Regions from separate parts of the Mus musculus genome. Here regions 1 and 3 are each linked to region 2. The links are chromatin loops, found by intact Hi-C in ENCODE. Cell type or tissue: left cerebral cortex. All regions are shown on one strand.

What was found. A loop is a pair of places that touch in the nucleus more often than their neighbours do. Peaks named below come from ENCODE experiments on the same cell type or tissue, not always from the same donor. Only the 100,000 strongest peaks of a DNase experiment are listed, where the experiment ranks them.
Region 1: it touches region 2 in a loop (5-fold over the local background); 6 of 42 quality-filtered maps call a loop at or near these places.
Region 3: a loop joins it to region 2, with 4 times the contacts of the local background. A loop is called at or near these places in 4 of 42 quality-filtered maps.

The regions. Positions count from the first base shown.
Region 1 is chr6:91,436,434-91,444,433 of GRCm38, reverse strand. 4930471M09Rik (RIKEN cDNA 4930471M09 gene) reads left to right here and starts at 3,580. Exons shown (of 3, transcript NR_045980.1): 1 at 3,580-4,073. It overlaps 1810044D09Rik (RIKEN cDNA 1810044D09 gene), which reads right to left and starts at 3,447. Exons shown (of 2, transcript NR_038153.1): 1 at 3,276-3,447; 2 at 2,679-2,992. In left cerebral cortex, no CTCF peak of the experiment used is centred here; DNase peaks (open chromatin) are centred at 3,009 and 3,490; H3K4me3 peaks cover 1,415 bases; H3K27ac peaks cover 1,225 bases.
Region 2 is chr6:91,512,448-91,520,447 of GRCm38, reverse strand. Xpc (xeroderma pigmentosum, complementation group C) reads left to right here and starts at 4,560. Exons shown (of 16, transcript NM_009531.2): 1 at 4,560-4,742. The coding sequence starts at 4,649. It overlaps Lsm3 (LSM3 homolog, U6 small nuclear RNA and mRNA degradation associated), which reads right to left and starts at 4,413. Exons shown (of 4, transcript NM_026309.2): 1 at 4,370-4,413; 2 at 3,290-3,400; 3 at 804-899. The coding sequence starts at 4,390. In left cerebral cortex, a CTCF peak has its summit at 4,637; DNase peaks (open chromatin) are centred at 1,663 and 4,511; H3K4me3 peaks cover 2,366 bases; H3K27ac peaks cover 1,035 bases.
Region 3 is chr6:92,089,508-92,097,507 of GRCm38, reverse strand. Nr2c2 (nuclear receptor subfamily 2, group C, member 2) reads right to left here and starts at 5,075. Exons shown (of 15, transcript NM_001347342.1): 1 at 4,694-5,075. In left cerebral cortex, a CTCF peak has its summit at 4,922; DNase peaks (open chromatin) are centred at 5,218 and 6,118; H3K4me3 peaks cover 3,435 bases; H3K27ac peaks cover 2,626 bases.

The DNA.
Region 1 (8,000 bases), 76 kb after region 2:
GTGTCATGTGATACTTTTCTGAAAGTTGTCCTGTGAGAGGGCTTGTGATGTTTTGCTGAGAAAAAAAAAAACACTTCAGAGGGCCAAGAATATAAATAGAACCCTGCAAACAGACCATCTAGAGACTGCCATATCCAGGGATCCATCCCATAATCAGCTTCCAAACGCTGACACCATTGCATACACTAGCAAGATTTTGCTGAAAGGACCCAGATATGGCTGTCTCTTGTGAGACTATGCCGGGGCCTGGCAAACACAGAAGTGGATGCTCACAGTCAGCTATTGGATGGATCACAGGGCCCTCAATGGAGGATCTAGAGAAAGTACCCAAGGAGCTGAAGGGATCTGCAATCCTATAGGTGGAACAACAATATGAACTAACCAATTACGCCCCCCCCCCACCCAGCTCGTGTCTCTAGCTGCATATGAATCAGAAGATGGCCTAGTTGGCCATCAGTGGAAAGAGAGGCCCATTGGTCGTGCAAACTTTATATGCCTCAGTACAGGGGAATGCCAGGGCCAAGAAGTGGGAGTCGGTGGGTGGGGGAGTGTGTGGGGGGAGCGTGTTGGGGACTTTTGGGATAGCATTGGAAATGTAAAAGAAATAAATACCCCCCCCCCCAAAAAAAAAAGAACCCTGCAAACAGAGGACACTCTTGCACTGCTACACCATGCAGTGCTTTGCTTCTTCACTGGTCTTCATAGCTGATCTTCACCAGAGAGAAATGCACCAAAGAACTTCTTATGGTATTCCAGCCAATGTCTGCTTCTGCTGAGTCATGCCAATTTGGTGGAGCCTTGCTGTTTCTTTTGAATCATGCTGCTCCTACTGATTCGTGTTTGGTGTTTGCTATTGAACTGAACTGCTGACAATGAAGAGTGGAATCTCCCCCAATGAACAACTTCTAAACAGATCCACAACACTCTTCCTATTAACCTTCTTTTCCCCTACTGTTGGTCGGTGGGTTAGAAGAGAGATTGAAGCATTTAAGAACCCTAAATAAAGTAGGTTTTGAAAAAAATCTAAACCTACAATCACCACCAGATAACTCCAGGTCAGGCTAGCCTGCTTTTGTCAAGGCTGAGTTCATAAGAATGAGAATTGCAAGGCCCCAGTAGCAGATCTGTGGGATTCCTCTGTAATGCAACCAACTGCCATCCTGTCTACAAAGTAGAATGCATGTGCATGAGTCCTGGGAACTAATGTAGCATAAAGCTTGGGAAAGACTCATCTGGACACTGGAATACTTGTGTTTTCTCTCCTAATGCTGCCCCCTCTGACCATCTGCTTCTCGCGTCTCTTGTTTTTGCTCCATTTTGGGTCCTTCCATCAACCTGGTCATACCAGGACCCCATGGCTAGAACCAACAGCTGCAGTATCTCACAGTGATCAAGAGATGGGTGTTTGAAGCTGATGCCCCACTGATGGTGGCTGGGTGAGGCTGGAAGGGGCTGAGGAATGGAGTGGAGCTGAGAATGGCTTCATGCAGGTGATGATCTCTGATGAGCAGAATCTATAGGGCCCATGTTTTACCTTCCAGGACCTGGTGCTGAGCAGGGAATGAATAAATGAACACAAACTGGGTGAATGAACTGTGAACACACATCTCCTCAGCAGAATGGAGGGGCCCCCACCCAGTCTGAGGCATAGAAACCGAGCCACACAGGGGAAATGTACAGACTCCTCCTAAGAGTCTCTGTAACTTTTATGCTCACACTTGCCTACACTTGTGTTGGGGGAGAAGTGAGGTGGTATGTGTGACTGTGGATTCGACTACAGGGCCTGGCTTATGGGAGGCAAAGCTCTACCACTGGGCTGTATCATTAGCTCTTGAGGGTTTGGGTTTTGTTTGTTTTGAGAAAGCGTCTCACTCTAGCCCAGGCTACATGAAAACTTGTGTCCTTTCTGTCTGTCGGTTCCCAGGGCCTCCTGATGGTCTGCATCACTGACCCCCAGGCTGTGAGGATTGAGAGATGCCCAGGAACTTTAGAAACACACATACCTGACTGTGTCCGATATAATGGTATTTTCCAGGGGTGTCCATTCACATCTCGACATCGTGATTGACAGTATGTACAGATGTGTTGGATAATACTCATAGCTCCTGTTATGCCTGTGGGCCCTGAGTTACAGGCTATATACAACTACTTAGGGTGATATTTCACATGGTGATTGTCAAATGGCAGAACTAGTAAAAGTAGGCCTACTTGTTAAAGTAAGTGACTTGTATGGGTATGTTTTGATCATGGTCCCTTCCTTCTCTCTGCTTTCTGTCCACCTTAAGACAAGTCACTCTGCTCACCAGCCACCACGATGGTTTGCCTCATCACAGGACCAGCCATAAGGGAGCTGGAGCCCTTGGACAGAAACCTGAAGCATGAGTCCAGGTGTGATTGTGGGGATTTTGGGAAGAGGGATAGTGGATGTACATCCAGAGGCAGTGAGGTCCCAGATGCCTCCTCTGTAGTGAGGGGGTCAAGCAGAAGAGCTCTCGAACCTGACAGATTTGTGAGCTGTCCTTGCTCAGCAGTCATGAGCACATCTCTGTGCCAAGAACTGAAGGGATAGCTGGAGCCCTCAGGCCACAGGGACTCAGGACACATGTGACTCCTGACAGTTGACCACTAACGTGGTCTGGCAGCCGCATCATTCCCCAGAAAATGAGTGTAGACAAACATCATCCAAACAGTAGTTTAATGTCCCAGGACCTTCCTGACCCTTTCAGCTGCTTCCTGAGATGAACAGGAATCACAGGGTAGAGGAGACACAGCACACTTCACGGGATACCAAAGACAGAGGAGAGAGGTGTGGATAGTCAACCCATGTGAACTCAAGTTGGTCTGGTGTCCCCTGGGTCTGCTCCCTCCCATGCAAGACAGGGAGCCTATGCGTGTGAAGGAGAAACAGCTGCGGCAGCGGGCGATCGCGGCGATCAGGGAGGCACATTCCCGCAGTGACTGACAGTTTTCTGTTTAGCACAGTCCCTGCGCACTGTAAGAAAGCGGAAGAGATGAGGGATCTGAGGATAGCCTCGGGATTAGTAACAAGCAGCAACCACTAGACCTGGCAGTGGATATGTGAACCCCATCACGTGCTACTGATAAGGAAACTAAACAACACCTGGAGTCAAGCCTCCCGCATCAGGAGGAAGACGAACTCGGGGGTGGGGGTGGGGTGCGGCGGGGAGGAGGCTATTTCTGAAGCCTATGAGAGCTGTTTCTGCCATGGCAGAAATATGCCTGCTCGCTTTCCCTTTCCATTTGATACTTAGTACCATGATGTTCCTTGGAAGTTATTTTTCACACATGTTCATCTATTGGGCAGTGTTCCTTTTCCAGATCTCAGGCAGAAGTCAGTGAAACATCTCAGCGTAAAGAGCCGCGGGAGCAGTCAGCACCGAAGGAGGAAGGGTCGGAAGACGGTTCTCAGGGACCAAGGCAAGGAAAGCGGCTCAAACTGATGACGCTACTGGCCAGCGCCTCAGGATGACGTCATGTAACCGCGCCGTCGCCGCTACTGCACTGGAGGCTCCGCCCAGCTTCTCCATTGCTAGCGCTTCAGTCTAGCAGGAAGGTCCCGTGCAGCTACCTTGGCATTCTAGCTGTCGGTTCATATTCGGGTGGAACTGGCCGTTTGAACACTCTTGAGAACTGTATTCTCATATCCGTAGCCCATCACTTGACTTCTAGGTATTCATTTTTTGAGTCTTTGTATATTCTAGACATTAACCCTGTCCTGTTCAGCTAGCAAGGTACTGCACGGTCCAAACTCGCCCTCCCGGGCGACCAGCTCATAATGACCTCCCGCCCTCAGTCTTATCGCTCATTTTTTTGTGGGGTGAGTGAGCAGGCCCCGTAGCACTAACTCCTGGAACCAGAGTATGTGGAACCACATGAGAGTGAGCTCGAAAACTGTAAAACAGTTGGTTTTACATCTATGATACATCTTTTAGTATGTTTAAGAGCTAATCCCATCCATTTGTAATTTTGATTGTAAACTTTGGATAAGATTTTTTCCAGAAGAAACACTGACATTTGCTTTGTGATTGAGTGAGTGTTCGCTGAGAGAACAGGTATTCAGCACGAACTCCTTTTTTTTTTTTAATCAAACATTTAATATCCTTTAAAATTCTTCAAGATATATCAACAGCCTATTTTATGTATAAAGATAAAGGAGGAAAGCAATGTATGTAATTAATGTGAAATTAAGACAACTTTCCTGAATATATATATACTATCTCAAATCAATAATAAAGATGAGTACTGCTTTTTTGCCTGTTAAGGAAAGTCATCTTATTGAAAAAACAAACAGCTGAAACGAAGTTTTCTCATGACACAAATGGACTAATTATACAGGTCTCAAAAATGTTTTAAAAAGTACCCTAAGAAGAAAATTTTCTCATTGGACTACACAGAAGCCATCATCTGTGGTGGGGGTGTATATGGAGGGATGTGTGGCAGCTGTTAGGGCTGGCAGCCTCTCCTGAAAACATCTAGAGATTTAATCTGACTCCTTTCATAACTTGCCCAGGACTGTGCCACGCCTGAAGGAATATAAACTCCTGTACAGCACTTGTTAAGTCATGGACTCAGTGTGGGTGTCCATCATTGGATGAATGGCAAAACAGCACAAACACACAGACCTAACTCCCCAGGGCACACACCCAACCATTCTCTCAGTCTGATTCTAGTATCCTGTCCCTCATATCTATTCTCTAAGACTGATCCCTAGTTTAAGTCAATTGAGGTCTGTTTTATGGTAGTGGTGCCTCTCCTATCTGGTGAGACTCCTGGTACCTCCCGTGAGTTTGCAGTAGACTCAAAGGTCCTCTCCCTATGCATGACAGGAGCCCCCCACCCCATCCATCCTCACATGCAGATTTGGTTTATAGGTGTTATTGGTTGTGTTTCCCATGATTTCCAAATTGTGAATTGTGCAGCTTCCAAACTGCAAGTCAGATCTAAATGTGAACTTAAAAGAAGTCAAAAATAAATTTGGAAAAAGGGGCTGGGTGTGGAGGTCAGTGGTGTAGTGTTTGTCTAGTGCATAGCGAAGCCCTGGATTCTATTCCTGAAAATAAAAGGGACAAAGAAGGAACTGGGGAGGAAGAAATGGAACCAAGTCACCAACCTTGTGGTCTGCAGCAAAAACAAGGTCCACATGTAGATTTGTAACACTAGCTGTGTACCCCGGAAAGAAGAAAGATCTGGTGCCAGTAATTTAAACTTCCTCCTGAGAATATTAGAAATCAAACAGTAAAGTAATAGAAAGAAACCGAGGAAAATCATTTAAAAACTGGAAACAGAATTTCAACAGCGAAAAAATGGGAATCAATTTTAGGTTCCTAAAAGGACAACACATCAAAATGCTGCGAGAGGGATTACCACTGTTGATAACATGACTTTCTAGGAATATGCTTAGAATGCTTCCAAGACTGCTAATAATGGGCCAGCACTGGCTGACCCTTACAGTATTTTATATGTAAACAATAAAAATGCATGTATTCCTTCAAAAATAGCATTTGTTCCAATGTATTGTCTTTTTGTATAGACTAGGACATTTCCTTAAAATACTGAGTGTACAAACTCTAATATTTAAACTGGAAAAAAGTGCGTTCTTTTAGAAAGTTTTGGGAGAAAATTGTCTTAGCTGTTTATTTCTATATTGTTAAGAATTTTCTACTTAATGATTAGATGGCAAATGCAAATAAATAATTAGTACCTATTAAACAGTCATAAGTCAAGTAATATCAGAGGATTCTGTTGGGCAATGTGGAACATAAGATATACATATATATCTTAGTCATAATGTTTTAACAAAAAGTGGCAGTGGGGCAGTATTATTCTCTGGAAGACTTTCAATGAAACTGTATTGATTTTTCTTTTAGAATAGTTAAAGAAAGCATTTGTAAATTAACTGCATTGTATTTTTGCTCTCTTTGTAAACTTTTAATTAAAAGTTAATTGTTAAAGGCTTAGATGAAGCTGATCAATTCCTTCAGGCACTAAAACTACCAGAGGAGAAATAGAGAGTATAATGGAATTATATCACTGGGAAAATTGAATGAATGAATAATGTGAAAAAAAAAACAACCAAAACAACCTATCACCAAATGGCTTCTCTAATGAATTTTACCAAACATTTAAAGAAGCAGCACTGTCAGTGTGTTACCAACTTTTTCAGAAGATAAAGGCAGAGAGAAGCCCTGCTCATTTTGAGAAGGAATCACCCTGACAGTGAAACCAGAGAAGACTCCAAACCTTGAGCAAGTGTGAGTCACTCCAGGTGTTTAAACCAGCTGGAAGGTGAAAATCGACTAATAGAGTCCATCTCAGAAGCTCAAGGAAGAGACATAGAATTGTTATCAACTGATGCCGAAACAGCATTTGGTAAAATCCAGGACCAATTTGTGAGAAAACAAGCAATAGAGGAACACTACCCCAGCCTGCCAAAGAACACTTAGGAAACTCCGGAGAGCCAATGCCACGGTAAACAAGTAGAAGCCCAGGGCCTTCGCTGAAGGAAGGTCATGGATGTGGTGAGTTGTCCCTCCTTACAGGCCAAGCTCCTCCTACTCAGCGCCAAGCTGGAATCTTGTCTAGTGCAATAACTAATTTTCTTTCATTTTCCCTTCCTTCCTTCCTTCCTTCCTTCCTTCCTTCCTTCCTTCCTTCCTTCCTTCTTTCCTTCCTTCCTTCCTTTCCTCCCTCCCTCCCTCCCTCCCTTTCGACCTCTCTCCCTCCCTCCCTCCCTCCCTCCCTCCCTCCCTCCCTCCCTCCCTCCCTCCCTTCCTTCCATTAGTTTTTCTAAACATGCCACAACACAATTGTGGAAATCAATTGTGTAAGACAAGTTGTAAGAATCCAATCTTTCCTTCTAGTCTCTCTCTTGGGATCAAGCCCAGGTCATCACGCTTTACCTGCTGGGCCATCTCATTGGCCCTATAACATTAAATGGGAGAAATACTGAAAAGAAATGAAAGGAATGTTGGTGGGAAAGGAAGAGATAAAACTGCCCATTTGCAAGTACCTTTTTCAGAAGGAGAGCTCCAGATGGTTAATAACCCTTCTCCCACTTATAGCCAATCGAAAAACAAGACTGTCATATCGAGGCCGACAGAGAAGAGCCAACTGCTTCTCCACTTCAGTAGAACACTGAGATTGGAGACACAAACTGAAAAGCATCTTTATCAGCACAAAGACACATTTTGGTCCCGCTCAGAGAAACATGTGCACAGCATCAGACTGAAGACATAGGCAACACTGATGGGAAGACATGGAAAGAAGTTCAAGTTCCTCTGACATCACTTCTCTGACTTGGTCATTCCAAAGTCCACCCAGAATGCAAAAGAACCCCTGCAGTCAGGCTCAGTGCCGGGGAAGAGTCCAGGCTAAATCTTCCTGGGTTCCACCCTCACTGCAGTCTACAGTAACTACCAACACCGTGTTTTGAAGAGAGAACAAGCAAGCAGAACAGAACAGAGAGCTCAGAAAGTGACCTGTACCCAGCCAGGGCTGGTCTTTGCTAAAAGAGCAGAAACAACCAAAGGAGAAGGGAGTTTTTCAGATTTCAGAACTGGAAGAATCAACATTCTTACCTAAAAAAAAAAAAATGAATGTAGATGCGCTGACCTGCAAACTTTCACAAAAACTAATGATAAATTTAACATTCGAAGGCCTGAATGTCAAAAACTACAAGATTTCTAAAATGATGACATGAGGGAAAATCTAGGTGGCCTTGGCTTCACAAGGGGATTGTATATTCAACCACAAAATCACAATCTCAACAGAAAAAAAAAAAACCCCTACATTACACTGCATTAAAATGTAAAAGTTCCTGAGTGATACTTTGAATCACAGCAGACAGGGAGAGACCATTTGCAAACAATGTGTACGATAATGTATTTGTATCCAAATACAAAGAACCCTTAACACTCAACAAGAAGAAAACAAGAGAAATAGCAGATGAAAAATCTGGATACACCCCTAGCCAAAGAAGT
Region 2 (8,000 bases):
ATTAGTTATGTCAGCTGAGAGAGGGCAAAACATACAACGGGCCAAGGGGAAGCTGCTGTCTGGTTTCCCATCTCAAAGGTAACGAGCGATATAAGGCAGCAATGTCGTGTTCTCCACAGTGCTGCATGATAAGGACTGTAGATACTACCTACAGCACCAGTCTGTCCTGCCTCTGTGTGTAGTCAAGGCACATGACACATTCGTAGAGACCATGAAGAGATGCTCAGCAGTTAAGAGCATCGGCCACTCTTCCTGAGAACCCAGGTTCAATTCCCAGCATTCACAGGGTGGCTCGTGACTGTTTATAACTCTAATTGCAAGGAATCTGATGACCTCCTCTGGCCTCCTTGGACACCAGGCATGCACATGGTACACAGACATACACAGACATCCAGACACATAAATTTTAAATTTAAAAAGAAAAGAAACTATTGCATTTGTGGGCTTGGTGTGGTGGCACAAGCTTTTAATCCCAGCACTCATGAGGCAAAGGCTCAGACCAATTCAGCTGACAGGAAAGGGCACTGTCAAACTCTTGAGCTGCCTCTAGGCTGTGCAGTGTGTGCCAGGTTCCAGCTTTGTGAGCTGTCACCCATGTTGGGGCAGGCTTTAGTGATACAGCTGTCTTTAAGATCAGTGTTAAAAACAGGTTGTGTGACTCCAAAAACACTTGCATTTTAGTTATACAATCTATTAACCGTTCCTAAGTAGGTGCCAGAACATAATGGGCTTTCCACAAATATGTGTTAAGCTGTTGCATGTTGAGAACTGACATTGTCAAAGCAAAGACTTGCAGGACTCACTTTATATATCTCTTCATATGTCTCCTCATCAATCTCTATCGTTGTCACAGTTTCTTCTACATCTCCCAGGATCATATTTAAATGTTGATCATAAGCCTGAAGTGGGAGGGTGAGATATGAGAAACAAGTAACATGGCTCAAAAGATACAAGTGGATTTTAAGTAACAGGTTCAATACTTACACCCAAAATTTTACATGCAAATAACAAACACCCTCTGTGCTAGCCTATCATGTCTTTACAAGCCATTCCCAGTGACAATACTGCTTATGATAAAAAGTGAGTCCACTCAATGCAACCCAAGAACACTTAAGCATCGCCTTCACTTGTTACCCAAGGCGGTCCCACCAGTCACAATAGTTTATTATGAAAAAACAGCAAATTCTGTCAGACTTCTTTTGAGATACTAAGCAGCATAAAGTCCTGTCACTTGCTGTGTGATAGGACCATGGTTCTCAAGCAAGGACACTGTCATTCGATGCTCACAACAAAACAGGTGCAGCAAAATTTGACCCATTTTTGTGGACATGGGTATGTGTGTGGTGTACATGTGTACTACATGTTTACATGTGTGTGGATGCCAGAGGTTGAAGCTGAATGCCTTCCTCAGTTGCTCCCCACATAATGTGTTAAGATGGTGCCTCTCGGTCGAACATAAGAGCTTGCTGACTGTCTAGCTAGCCAGCTTGCTTTGGTGTTTCCACAGGTGCTGGGGAGCTAAACTCTAGTCCTTACACTTTACCCACCAACCATCTGTCCCACCTCCACTTTGCCCATTTATAACTTATCCAGAATTTAACGTGCTTTGGCATCTGTGGGCTCAATCAGGAAGGATTTCAACCGCAGTGTTCAGTGCAATCTCCAAAGTTCATTCCTTTTACTAAACAGCAAACCTCCTGGGGCTTGTTCAGAACCCACTGCATGTTCTTCTAACAAAGTGCTAAGCGCTTTTGCCTGCTCATATCAAGATTAAAAATAGCCTAACAGCCACACTGGGAAGGAACTGCTTGGCAGCTACACAAATGAGCAACTCATCTGGAGAGCAGGGAGGAAACAGAAAGCTGGGCCGTTACTGCAGAGGTAAGAGCTGCAGACAACTCCAAGTTAGAGGCCACAGTCTGGCCTGGGGATCATTCCGTGCACCAGAGTGCCATGCAATTTAGCATCATCCCACATTTCTCACCAAACTGACACTGCTGTTCCCACAAGGCCAGCTTGTAGATCAATTCTTTATCCTTGGGTTTCATGAAAGAACATGAATTTCTAAGACTGAGACTGAAGTGGGATGGCCTGGTCCCCTACAGTGGCTCTGTCACTGTCAGTAGAGGGTTGTTTCTAATTTCTAAGCCTGAACTAAAAGACTTATTTCAATTCCTGTTGTAAACAAACAGCCCTGAGGGAAGTAACAAGAGGAGACAAAACCTTAAGTACACAATGATGGGACCAATTCCTCAGACATATAAATGTGCACAAGCAATATCTGTGAAAGTACCCATTGCAGCTTTATAGCTGGGGGGGGGGGGGGAGACTGAAGTCTGACACAGAATCCTGTATCCTGTGGCGTTGTGTCAGCTGTGTAATTATTCCACACAAAAAACATGTGAAAAAAGTGTGTACATATGAGACAAGGTTTCACTATGTAGGCCAGACTGGCCTCAAATATATGATCGTCCTGCCTTGGTCCTCTAAGTACTGGAACCATGGCACATGCCTCCGTTCCTCACTAGGCTCCCCTTCAGACACAGGTGGCATATACACATGCAGACGACTATGCAGCCAACTTTGAACAGTGGTCAGACATAGAGAAAAATGGAACTTCGCCTTTAATTTTACCCATTTCTATGAAGTTGTTTTTGTTTTTGTTTTTTTTTTTTTGGGTAGTGCTAGGGTAGGGGCTTTGCCGCATGCTAGGCAAACTATCTCTAGCCTGCTATTTAATTCTTTTCATGACAAAACAGAGCTTTATATGTCAAAAGCTAAAATACCCTATCCAATAACTTTAAAAAATCCAGGACAATGCCAAGAATGAAGAGCATGTCTGTAATCCCAGCTCTCAGGAGAGAGGCAGAGGGAGCTGGAGTTTGAAGCTAGCCAGGTTTTCTAGTATGACCTTGTCTAAACCCAAGAGAACAAACAAGTTTATTCATAAATAAGCAGAAGACAAAACTGAAGGAAACGAAAGTGTTCTCTATGGTTGGAGAGATGCTCAAGCTAAGAGCACTGGATTCCTGAACAGGACCTGAGCGTATCAGGCAGCTCACAACAGTCTGTAACTCTAGCTCCAGGGGATCAGATGCCTTGTTCTGTCTCACCGGAGTCCCACCCCTCTCTAAAAAACCATTCTGGTTAAGGAAAACATATTTTAAAAGTGAATAGAAGGATTTTCCAATTCCCAAAAGAAATTCAAAAAAGTAAGTTTACACTGCAGTTCTAATTTGTAAGGAGGTAGGATGCAGCCTCTGGCTCTGAGATGTTTTAACAGACTTACGTGTAGTCTGCCTCGAAGCTCTCGGTCATTTCTCATTTTCACATAAATTCGCTCATCCAGGCTGAGCCTGATCAGATCCAGGGGCTCCTCTACGGTATTGGTGGTCTGTTGCTGAGGAAAGGCAAAGGCTTACTCATAGGATACAGAGGCCGGGTGGTGTTTCAATCACTGGTCAGCTGAGAGAGCAGCATGTGGGTGCTAGTACACAACCAGGGTTGTCTCCAAGATCAGCAAGCGCTCTTATCTGCCAAGCCACCTCTCCAGCCCCAATAAATCCCCATTAAGGAACTTACACTCTAGTTGTGGAAGAAACACTTTAAATAAATACATATTTAAAACAACATGCTCTGGAGAGAAACACAGTAGGGTAGCACGTACGTACGTACATACGTGTGTGTGTGTGTGTGTGTGTGTGTGTGTGCAGGGGCTATACATATTTAAAACAACATGCTCTGGAGAGAAACACAGTAGGGTAGCACGTACGTACGTGTGTGTGTGTGTGTGTGTGTGTGTGTGTGTGTGTGTGTGCAGGGGCTGTGTGTGCATGTGAGGGTGTGAAAGACATTTTGGTGGCCAAGGTACACCAGCTACCTAAGAAATAGGGAAGGGTAGGTGCAGAGGCCCGTAGGCCCTTCTGTTGGCCTGTGTACCAGATCTTTGCTTGTTTTCTTCATACTCCATCTCTAGCAGTTTCTCCATCTCCTAGAACTGCACCTTTCCTCTGACCTCCCCTCGTAATTCACTCCAAGGGAACCACTGCCTGTGCCCCCCGTGTTCACTCGGATTGCTAAACTGGTGTCCTGCTACGACCTCCCGCTTTCTGTCGGAATCCCGACAGCTAGCTCCCAGAGATGGGCATCTCCAGCCGCCTGCATTCATTCTACAGAGAAAGGGCGACGACGAGCGCGATGGGTAGACGGGCGGGTTGAGAAACTCTGGGCCTACGGAGGTTTCAGGAGCAGGCCCGGCTACGGAAGGCCGTGGTGACTCGGAAAAAAAGAAAAGGGCCATCCCACGGGAAGCGTGGAAAAAGCGAGAAGCGAAAGCATTTCCTCTTCGAACGCCTCAGGTCAAACTTACCTGATCTACGTCGTCCGCCATGTTTCAAACGCTGCGCCCTTTCCACCTCTCGCGGGAACAGGAACTCAGAAACCTTAGGCCGCCACGCACTGAAGGCGAACTATATTATTTTTGTCCCTTCGCGCCCTCGTAGTTTGCATGGGGGCGGGGCTTCCTTCGAGGGCGTGGTCCTACCCTGGGCTGGGGGCGCGGCCAGGCGTGGCCCGCCTCCGGGCGGGGCGGGCACGCGGAGACCTGCGGCGTCCTGCGCGGTAGTCCCGAGGAACGCCTCTGGCTAGCATGGCCCCAAAGCGCACCGCAGACGGAAGGCGGCGGAAGCGGGGCCAGAAAACCGAGGACAACAAAGTAGCCCGGCACGAGGAGAGCGTTGCGGGTGAGAGGCCGAGTCTGCAACATGCCAGGCAGTGGTGGCTGAGGCTGGTGCGGGCGGCGGAGCGGATCTGCGCCTGTGGCAAGGTCTCCACGGCCGGGTGCGCGGCGTCCCCGAGGGCCTCTGCTATCAGCCTTAAACCCCTCTGTTAACCATTAGAGCCAAGTTCAGCCTCTAAGCAAGTGTTGAAGGCTGAGCAGCAGAAAGCTTCGCAGTTACCAGGTGTCTCAAGGAGACCCCAAAACCAAGACGGAGGGAGACTCTAGTGCGTGCGAGATCTCTCTCCAAATTCCCGACTGCCATCCAGTGTAACTCCAGAGTTTAGGATGTGCTTTGTTGTTGTTGCTTTGTTTTTCCGGACAAGGTTTCTCTGTGTAGCCCTGGCTGTTCTGGATCTTACTTTGTAGACCGGGTTGGCCTCAAACTCAAGAGATCCACCTGTCTCTGCCTCCCTAGAGCTAGGATTAACCCGTGTCTGCCACTGCGCCCTGGCTAGAATGCGCTTCTTACCTAGATCTTGAACAAAGCAAAACTTCCATCTTCCCTCTTAAACAAATCCATCCTCCAGTTGTTCCATTTCAATAAATCACACCTTTTCTTAACTGCCAGTTCGGCAGCAAGTCCAGTCAGCTTCGGAACCAATGAAATCTGTACCTAATTCTCTTTAATTTTATAGCTGGAGATCCTGTCCACAATTGAGTAAGTGAACTTCACGTTGCTTCTTTTCTGGCTTCCTCTCATCTGTCTGCCTCAGGTCATCATCTAGCAGCCAAACGGATGTAGAACAACAAAACCTCATGCCTCTGTCTTCTTATCTAAAACCCCCTCAGACTTGCGCTCTGCAAGTATAGCATCTTCCTCACTTAGCTGGTTTCCTACAGGATTTAGAGGCTGTCACAATTCTGTCTCCTTTCCAAATATTCTTGTTTTGATTTTTTCCTGTTTATTTTAAACAGCAGGCTGGCCTAGAAATCTGGATCTTTCCGTTTCAGATATTCTTATTTTGATTTTTTTTTTTCCTGTTTATTTAAACAGCTGGCTGGTCTAGAAGTCTGACTTCCGGTCTAATCCTCCTGATCACAGGGATTGCAGATGCCTGGTTCTTTAGTGACCTGCTTTCTGCTCTTTAGATATGCTGTATATTTATCTGGAGGCTGGCCTTTGGTGTTTCTTTGGCTTAGAATGTTCATCATGGATATTTGATGGGGCTAATTTCTTCTCTGCTTCAGGTCTAAGACACTCACTCCATGATCATCATAAAGTAGTCATTCCTGGGAACCAACTACCACAGAATCCCAGTTACTGCCCTGTCAACCTCTTATTCTTCAGTGATCTTCTTATCTGATTGTCTGAGGAAAAAAATGTAACCTTCATAAAACCAAGTCTCATTTCCCTCAATATCCTGTTTTGTTCTTCCTCTTTTTTTTTCTTTCCCTGAAAAAAAATTCTACTTTATTATCTTTTATTTTATGGGTATGGGTGTTTGCCTGCATGCATGTCAGTGCACCATGTGTGAGTTGTGCCTGCAGAGGCTAGATGAGGTGTTGGGTCCCCCAGAACTGGATTTGGGAGCTGCAGTGTGGGTGCTGGGAATTGAACCTGGGTTCTCTTGAAGAGGCAGCAAGTGCTCAGGTGTAAAATGCATGCTGCGAGAGAAGGGAGAACTAGACCTTTTAAAGTAACTAGGTAGAAAGCGGGACTAGTTCAGTGACCCTCACCCCACCCACCCTGTGCCGCCCACTGCCCTGGAATCTGATTACATAGAGGTCATAGCTTCACTGTCCACTAGGAGATGCTGATATTTGCTAAGCTTCAGAGGAGCGGGCTTACTCCATGCTTAAGAAGCTTCAGCTTATTCACTGGCTCATTGCTTCTTGAGTGTCTGCTAGGAGGTTAGGTAGCTTCTACACAGCGGATTTGAAGAGCACCCCTGTGCATGCAAAGGAAGATGAGGCTTGGCACTTTTTGTCCTTGGCTGGCAACAAAGAACATCATACTCACCTTGCTGCTGAGTGGGCGGCTCCTCTTCATTTTTTACCCCCCTCTGTATTATCTTCATTGGGAAATTTATTAGTTTCTCTATTATTTATTCAGGGATTCCCAGCCACTGCCCAAAGTCCTGGGAATATACTAGTAAATGAAGCAGGCAGAGTTCCTGCTGGTAGGATGCTGAGATTCTTGGGGAAGGCAAGTCAGGTGAACATGACAAGATTTTAAAAAGAGAGAATGAAAAGCAAATTCACATGGTGGGGAGTAAATCTGGTTGCTCTAATCAGACTGCCACCAGTATGAGGAAGAAGCTGTCAGTACCGGGTATTATAACCAGTTACTATGTTAATTTTGAGCTCTTCATAAGGAGTTCGGTGGCATGGGGTTGGGGTAGGTAAGTATTCCTATGCAGAGAAAACAGGATGCTGAAAGACTCGTGGCTAGACTCAGAATGAAGAGGTGAGTGCTGGGACTTGAGGTGACCGAAGGGCAAGGACCTCAGCCTGGAGATCATGCTAAGGAATTTGAATTCATCCTAAGGGTCTTGGGAGAAGGTGCTTGCCCTTAAGTCTCAGTAGCTGAATGACCAAGCCACAGTGGTAATTCTGGAACTGTTGAAGTGACATTGAGTTCAAGGAGACTGGTTAGGTATGTTAGATAGCTCTCAGGTTTGGAAACTTATCTGGATATTGTTTGAGAGGCTTCCTTCCCCCGTTGTGTCCTGCAGAAAATAAACACAGCAAAGAATACTGAAAAGCCACCTGTTTCTGTCTTCTAGTGATTACTGCTGCAGAATGATGGTCGATTTCCTTGCTGTGTATTCCATACTCAGCAAAAACAACACTTCATGTTCATATCATGTCATGATTCTTTATTTTAATAATGATTTAATTAAATCAGGCATGGAGGTGCACCCTTAATCCCAGCACTGAGAAGGCAGAGGCAGGTGGATCTCTATGAATTCACGGACAGCCTGGTCTCCATAGTGAGTGCCAGGCCAGTCAGGGCTACACAGGAAGACTCTGCATTAATAACAACACAATGTTATATGTCATAGGGTGATTTAATCATTTCATAGCAGGCTATTCAGGGTTGTTTGGTTTGGCTTGGCGTAGTTTATTTTTTTGAGACAGAATCTTTGCTTTGTAGCCCAGGCTGGCCTATAACTTTTGGGAATCATTTTTCCTCACTCTCCTAGTGCTTGACTCACAGGTGAATACCACCAGGCTCCCCTGGGTATTCAGAGTTTTGATACTTTAAGTGTGCCGGATA
Region 3 (8,000 bases), 580 kb before region 2:
GATGCCCTCTTCTGGTGTGTACTTACATATAATAAATAAATAAATAAATATTTAAAAAAAAAGAAAATAAGTAGAACAGTGAGGATAATTTTTAACACTTTTGTTATTGTTGTTTTGAGACAAGGGTTTCTCTGTGTAGCCCTGGCTGTAGTAGTCCTGGAACTCTGTAGACCAGCCTCACCTCAAACTCAAATCCCAAGTGGTAGGGCTAAAGGCATGCACCACCACCACCACCTGGCAATTTTTAACAGTTTTAAGTAATAATTTTACTGAACTACAACATGCAAATGCAAAAAGTGCTCAAACTAAACACTGTGATGACTGTCTACTAACAGAATATGTATTCACACCAGAAAACAACAGTACCAGCAGCCTGAAGTCTCCAAAGCACCTCCCCTGTTATCATTAACTTTCCTTTCTTCTAATATCTATTATCAAGGATAGTTTTTGCTTGTTTTTTTTAACTATAAGTAATATACTTTATGTGTATTTAGCTTCTCCTGCAGTCCATTTTCATTATGGTCTAGGATTCTAACACATGACTACACCATAACTTGATCATTTACAGCTGGTGTTCAGCTTGTTTCTAGTCTGGAGCTCTTATACTAGTGTTTCTGTAAATAGTCTTACTCATGCCTTACGGTAACTGAGATCTTGCCCTGGCGTGTCTTTAACTCAGTTATCTACCTGTCTCTGCTGAGATCAATGGTGTAAGCCATCATGCCCAAGCCTTACTTTCTAAGTAAGTTTTATCACTGATTTCCACTTTAAACCCTTTTATTTATTTTCATTTACTTTTTAGTTTTTGCTTTTCTGAGATAGGATTTCACTATGTAGCCTAGACTGACCTCAAACTTGCCATCCTCCCACCTCCCACCTGAAGTAGGCCCCTCATTCTGTATATCTCCAGATTTTAGCGTCTCTTACTTTGTTGCTAACTATAATAGGTGGTACTTATTCATTGTATGATCACTACCTTTCATTCATTCATGATCCTGTCACACACTAGAAGATGCAGAGCTAGGATCACAAGTATGCACTACTACACCCGGTTCAATTACACATTCTATAAGGGAGTATCTTATATCTCTCTAGAAAAACAAAATAATCTCATTTCTTAAAAGTTGTACTAAGTGAGTCAATATATATATTCTAGTCACCAGCCTTTTCAGCTGAGGACTGATATAATACCACTTGTGACATCTGCTTTCCACGTTGGTAAAACAATAATTACTAGGTATTCATCTTATCAACCTAGTAAATCTTGTGTTACTGTAAATAGGGGTGTGGGAGAGAGGATCATGAGCAATATAAATGTCATTTCTAGCATGTTCCATTAGTACACAATCAGATTCACTGTAGAAGAGAAGACCCTGAAAATGCATACTGAAGCATTCCAGCATTGAGCAGTTTCTCAAGAGGCATCCAATCAGCCAGTACTAGAATGTAAAGGGCACCTATGGGTAGCTTGGTAGGAACCTTTTTTAGCTCCTGCATAGCTGATTCTTACTACATAGAGCAGTAAAGGTAAACAAGGAAGGTTCTGGAGAGCTCTCACCTTTGAGCCCAGTACCACCAACCTTATTTCTCCTAAGAGCTGCCCTTTGCTCCAGACCCAAGCACATTCTTTCACATCTCCCATGAATCCAAACTGGAGAAAATTATAATCTTGCAATGAAATTCCTCTCTATTTACATTCTAACATTTCCAAAAACCTTTGGGGTTAGAATGTAAATAGAGAGGAATTTGTATTTACTGATCAGTAAATACAAAATAGATCCTGTCACCACCTATTAAAGGGTTTTAAGTCTTTTATTATTATAATGGAGGGGGTACTTTCTATTGCCTATAAGTCATACTTTGCCCTGAAACTGACTTTCATTGACATAATGCTTTCTAAAATCCAAGACTGCCTCATCAAGTCCAGATAAAAGTCTGCAGTAACTTATTCATTTCCTGTCCTTAACATTTCATTTCTCATCTCTCCAAGACGCCCAGATGCTAAGGTATGAACCTGGCTAAACAATGCCCTTAAACAATGCCCATGCCAATGTACTGAGTTGGGCTTCAATTCCCCCTATACACACCTCCTTCTCATCATTGTGAGCTATGCCACTTGAAAGTGTTCCCTGGCTGTCATACCTTTAGGTAGAAAGCTTTTCCTGCTTCAACATTAGCTTTTTAGTAATCAGGAGAGGTATCCTAGCTACCAGAGTTCACAGAAAGTTGCAACGGTTATGGGGAAGGAACAACAAGATAGCAAAGAATGACAGAGAATGTCAGCCTTTAGGCAAGTTAAACCTCCAAAGACCAAAAAACCATCTCCTATAGCGTGTCACAGAAACATGAATTTCAGATGATGATCACACACAGAAGAAAAGGTCAGCCATTAAGTGAGATATAACAACATATACCTTTGATCCCAGCACTCAAGAGGCATAGTCAAGTGAATCTCTGAGAGTTCCAGGCTACCCAGGGCTACATAATAAGACCCTGTCTCCAAAAAAGGAAATCAGCTTTTCATAGTCAGCAATAAAGGAAGACAAACTAAAATGTAGGGAATATATATCAGGTGGCTAGGCTGGTTTTGATGAGCTTCAAGGGCCATTTCCTATTCTGTTTTTCAAGACAGGGTTGCAAGCCTGGAACTCATTATGTGGCCCAGATTGGCTTCAGTCCCCTTGAGATGCTAAGCTCCCTTCACAGATGATCCCTTTTGGTGTCCACTCTGATACTTCAAACCTTTGGAGCAAATGGCACACAGGAGAACTCAAAGACATACTCAAATGTGAACCTCAAGCAAGATACAGGCTATCTCACCAGTCTCACCTCTCTTGTCTGCAGTTACTGCAGCAAATCCTCACCCACTCTCTTCCATCCTTGTGTTGGCTCCCTCTTCCCCAGCTTACAAATGTATAACCTCAAAAAGACTGCTTAATCAAGATTCTGGGACCAAGTTTTTCTGACTCCATGACCCAAGATCCTTCTATCATACCAGGTCGCTTGGTATTAAAAACTTCTCCACCTAGGCATGGTAGCACAGACCAGCCTAAAGTCTCAGCTGCTCAGAGGCTAACACAGGAAATCACTAGAGGCCAGGGTTAAAAGGCCAACCTAGACAACTTCTCAAACAAAACAACAGAACTAAACAAAAAAACCCTCAAAAAGTCCTAGAATTCCTCTTATAAAGGGAAGAGACTGTTGACACAGACCTTACTCCCAATCCCAACACAGAATTCTCATTATGTAGCCCTGGCTGGCCTAGAACTCTTGTGTGTGATAAAGTCTTGTGCCAACCACCATACTTGGATGGTCTCTTAAAAGTTTGATTGACTACAGACTGACAAGGATTTCGATACAAAATAACTGGAGAAAACTGCAGCTTCAGATTGATAGCTGTGTCTCCAATTAGAACGCCCTTTTGTGGTTGAACAGCCTTGAACCTGTGATTAGGCTATTCTTGCTGTTATCAGAAACTAAAGGTATCAGGGCACTTTCTCACCCATGTGCCTGAAAGAAGGGTCTGCATCCTTAAAAGATCTGATATCATTACAATATCAACTGTATTGTGATTTTAAAATTTCCAGCTTTTGGAAAGAGAAAACCCAAAAGGAAGAGCCATCATGCTTTGGGAGTGGGAAAGGGGGTTGTCACTTTATTTCATGAAGATTCTATCACCTCATAAATATTCAGGAAAACTTTAAAATCCACAGTGTAGAACTCACTGGGCTGCAAGTCACTTTGGGACAGCTTATTCCAATCTCTTTTTGGAAATGTTTGCTTGGCTTAACTTACACTGTCTCTTGAGATATCCAAAGAAAGAATTAAAACTGAGACTGCTCATATTATTAAAAAGGTATTGTTTGATTTCAAATATTTTATTTTGGATACCGGATCTTATAGCCCAGGCTGGCCTAAAACTCTATGTAGCCAAGAATGACACTGAAACTTCTGATCTGCCTCCACCGCCCCAGTAACTGGGATTACAGATATGCAGCACTACATAAGTTTATGCAGTGCTAAGGATGAAACTTGATTTCCTACATGCTAGCCAGCCCTTCCTACTATGTTATATGCACAAATATTTTAGTCATCAGACTTTCCAATGGAAGCTAACATTATATTTTGTAAAGTTTGTTTTCCACTTTGATAAATGAGATTTTCAGTAGCTTCATAGCATCAATCAATTTTATCTCTGGGAAAGATAAATATGTTAAAAGAATGCCTACTGAAGTCCAATTCAAATTCCCTGCTTAGTATAATGGACATTTTATTGCTGGGCATGCTATCCCAACTGTCAAGTTCGGGTAAAAATGCACCAATTAAATATGCAGCACTTAGCTATCAATAGTATCAGCAACAATTTACTCAACAAAAAGTGTGGGAAAATCTTCCCTTCCCATCTTCAAGCTTGCTATCCAGAACCCAGCTCTTTTCCTGAAATCTATTCAAACATTCAGTGAAGCCTGACTTCCTCACCATCCAATTAAATTAATGCCCTCACGATTCCTTCAGCACATCATCCAGTTTCTTCCATTCTCTGACCATTCTCTGAGCCTTTGTATCCCCTCGGCATCCAAAATTCTGGGGGGAGAATGGCTCCTTGCCCAGGTCAGTTGAATCTCTGGAAGTAGTGTCCTAGTGTCTAAAGCTACGCACAACTGTGTTTAATGAAAGTAGGAAAGAGAATCACCTCACAAGTTTTCCACTCCAGTTGGTTCCTTATATATTTCCACATCACCATTTTGGGACTAGGGATGTTACTCAATGGCAGGGCCGTCCCCAGCACCACAATAAGACGAAAAAACTAACACCACCATTTGCAAATTACTTTTGAGGCTGGCAGAGTAGCTTGGACTCCATTTTCAGAGAACAGTCCCTCAAACAATGCTGAGGAGAGAGGCGAGGCTTGGCAAGAACGTCTGGTGTCCCAATTTCATGGACTGAAATTGAGCCCGCCAGAGGGGCTCCGTCCAGAGTCGTGAGGAAAGCGCGAACCCCGGAGAGCCTCCAAGTGCCGACGAACTCTTCCCTTCTGGCCGCGCCATGGGTTCAAAAAGCATCACCAGCTTCCCAGCCCGAGACCCACCAAGTTCCTCAGAGGCTGGCCCGCCCGGCCTCACACCCCGCACTAGCGGCCCCCGGGACCTCCCTCTCCCACCTGGACCAACCAGCACAGCCCCGGGGGCGGTGCCGCAGGCCGTGGCCCTCCTATAAGGGGGAACGATTGGCCAGCCCGGCCGTCACTCAGGAGGTCGTGCCCTGCCCACGCCTCCCTCCCTCCCCTTCCACCCTCCTAGTCCGGAAAAACGGCGGTTGGGCCAGGGTGGCAGCCAACGGCAGGCGGGGAGTGCTGGGGTGAGGAGCGGGGAACACAGGAAGAAGCGGGCAGGCCGGGCGCGCGCCGAGGGGAGCCTGGCCGGCGCCGCGGGGACAAGATGGCGGCGCTGGCGGAGGGCCAGGCGTGAGGCGGGGCCGCGGACAGTCCCCCTCTCCGCCCCCGCGGCGCGCGGCCGGCCCGGTCAGGACAGCGGCTCGCCGGGCTCGGCCGCGGGAGGGGAGGGGAGTGGAAGAGAGGGGAGGGAAGGGTGCGGCCCGGCCCACTATGCAAAGCGCCCGCTGCTGCCGCCGCCACCGCCCCGTGGCAAAGGTAAAAGGCCGCGTTCAGCCTCCGCGGCCTCCATGGCGGCGCAGGCCTGCCCTCCTCCGCCGTGCCGCGCTGCGCCGCGCCGCGCCGCGGCTTGGCCCGGCGGGCTTGCTCTTACCTCAGGGTCGGGCGCCACCACAACCGCGGAGCAGATCCCGTGTCTGCGGCCGGCGCCCCCGGCTAGGAGGGCAGGGCGCGGGCCGGGCAGGCGCCGGAGGGCAGGAGCCCGGGGGCTCGGGCGGCCGGGACGCCGCGGCGGGCCGGTGCGGAGCGGGGCGGCGGGCTGGGCCCTGGCACCGCCGGGGTCGCGGAGGGACCGCGCTTTGTTATTGTTTTTGTCAGTGAAAGGTCAGAGTTCGTGACCCCGGTGCCGCTGCCGCCGCCGCCCGCGCGCTGGGAGGAGGAGGGCGAATGTTCCTCTTCCTCTTCCCGGCGCCAGCCTCACCGCGGCGGCGGGGGGCGGGCGAGCACGCGATTGGCTGAGCGCGCGCGCGCACCGGAACGCCGCCGCTGCCGCTGCGGCCGCCGCCGGAGCTGAGGCCCGCAGGCCTGGGCCGGGCAGGTGCGGCCGATCCCGTAGGCACCGCTTGCAGGCTGGAGAAGCGGGCCCTTGCCTGGCGCCGCGCCGAGATGTTGCAAGCGAGCGGTGTCCTGGGAGTGCACTGAGCTCCCGGTACCTTCCTTGGGATGGATGGTAGCTTTCTGTTTTAAAGCTCCGAGGATGTGCATGCCTCTGGCCGGACCAGGCAAGTGTGCAGATGCCCCAGGCCCATTTTTAAAACAGGTGCTTAGCCTTGGAGCCCAGACTTGTGCAGTCCCGTGCCCCTCTCCTTCGCGATTTGAGAAAAGCAGCTTTGGCACGCACTGATTGCATTCTGAAAAGCCTCCGGGTTATACTTCTTCATTGGGCTTGGGAAGGTGCCGCCGTTTCCCTCTGAGTGTCTGCCTGCAATGTTCACCCACTCCCCTTGATCACCGAGCTGTGTAGATTGGATATACTCTACCATCTAATTACACACACACACACACACCTCTTGCTCATTAGAAATAAATGCTTCAAGATTTTTGCAGTAGACATTTAGGCTTACAATAGGGTGACTCTAACAATGCCCATAGTCTTAATCGACTTTCTATTTTGTGGCAAGTGTTTTAAACACAGTCCCCTCCCCTTCCTGTCTCCTGGGAAAGTGGGGGGGGGGGGGCAGGGATGTATCTCTGTGCCCTACAGACCCTGTAGCTGAAAGGAGCCTCTACAGGAGGCAAGGAAGTTTTCCTCATTTATAGAACGTGTGCCCCGGGAGAGCTCAGTAACATGCCTAAGGTAGCCCATATATAAGTCCTTTCACTGTAAAATCCTTGAAAATATGAAGTGGTCTGGAATAGAATTTTCCAAGAATTAAAGTTTATAGTGCTAAATAATACAGTGTAAAAATTCACGTTGATGGGGTTTTCGAAGGAACAGTACAATTGCTCACGTTTTAAAAATAAATCATAATGAATGCACTTATCTTGGTTTATAGTTTTCTTTTTCTTCAGTTGATATTCTGGATCTGCCACTTAGACTCAGGACCTGGAACCCTCTTTAAGTAACCACAGTAAGGAAAACCAGAGCTCCTTGAAGCTACTGGTTCACCGGTGAAGTTAGCCTGGCTTCTGTTGGCCGCATTTGCTGTAACCTTAAGTAGCTTTTCAAATGAAATGTTTAAAATTGTAGCAACTTTTCTCTTGAAAATAACACATTAGCGCACCGCACAGATACATTGTTAGCAGGTAACAAGTGTTTGGAAGCTAGGGGTCAGGAAGACTTTATAACATCTTACTCCTTTTTAGAGTCACACACAAAATGGCACAATGTAAGGTGGATTTTAATATATAGGTTATATGCTTACCTGTGGGTTGTTCTTTTTTTTTTTTTTAACAAATAGCTTAAGTATTTTATTCGTTTGCAACTAAGCTTGTTAACACTATATAATGAAAATGTACAAAGAATAATGTTGCAGTTCTTGGTTAGATTTAAGTCAAAGACATTCATTAATAAGGAATCTTCAAATGTGAATACCCCAGAAATGTCCACAAGCCAGCTGATCACAGCAACTGTCTCTGGATATCACCTTACTTTGGAAGGTATTAGCAAACATTTGAATTAAAACTCAAGATTTTTCCAAAATAAAGCCGTAATTAATATACCTATTCTATATTCAAACTAAAACAGTTTTCATAAAACTTTCCTTTCCAAAACAACAGTAAATGAAACAAGGCATTTTGTAAAATGTGGTCCTGAACAAGTCACAGTAAAAATAAATATATACTTAAATCCCACCTCCTCAAAACAGAGGCTGTTTTCTGCTCACAA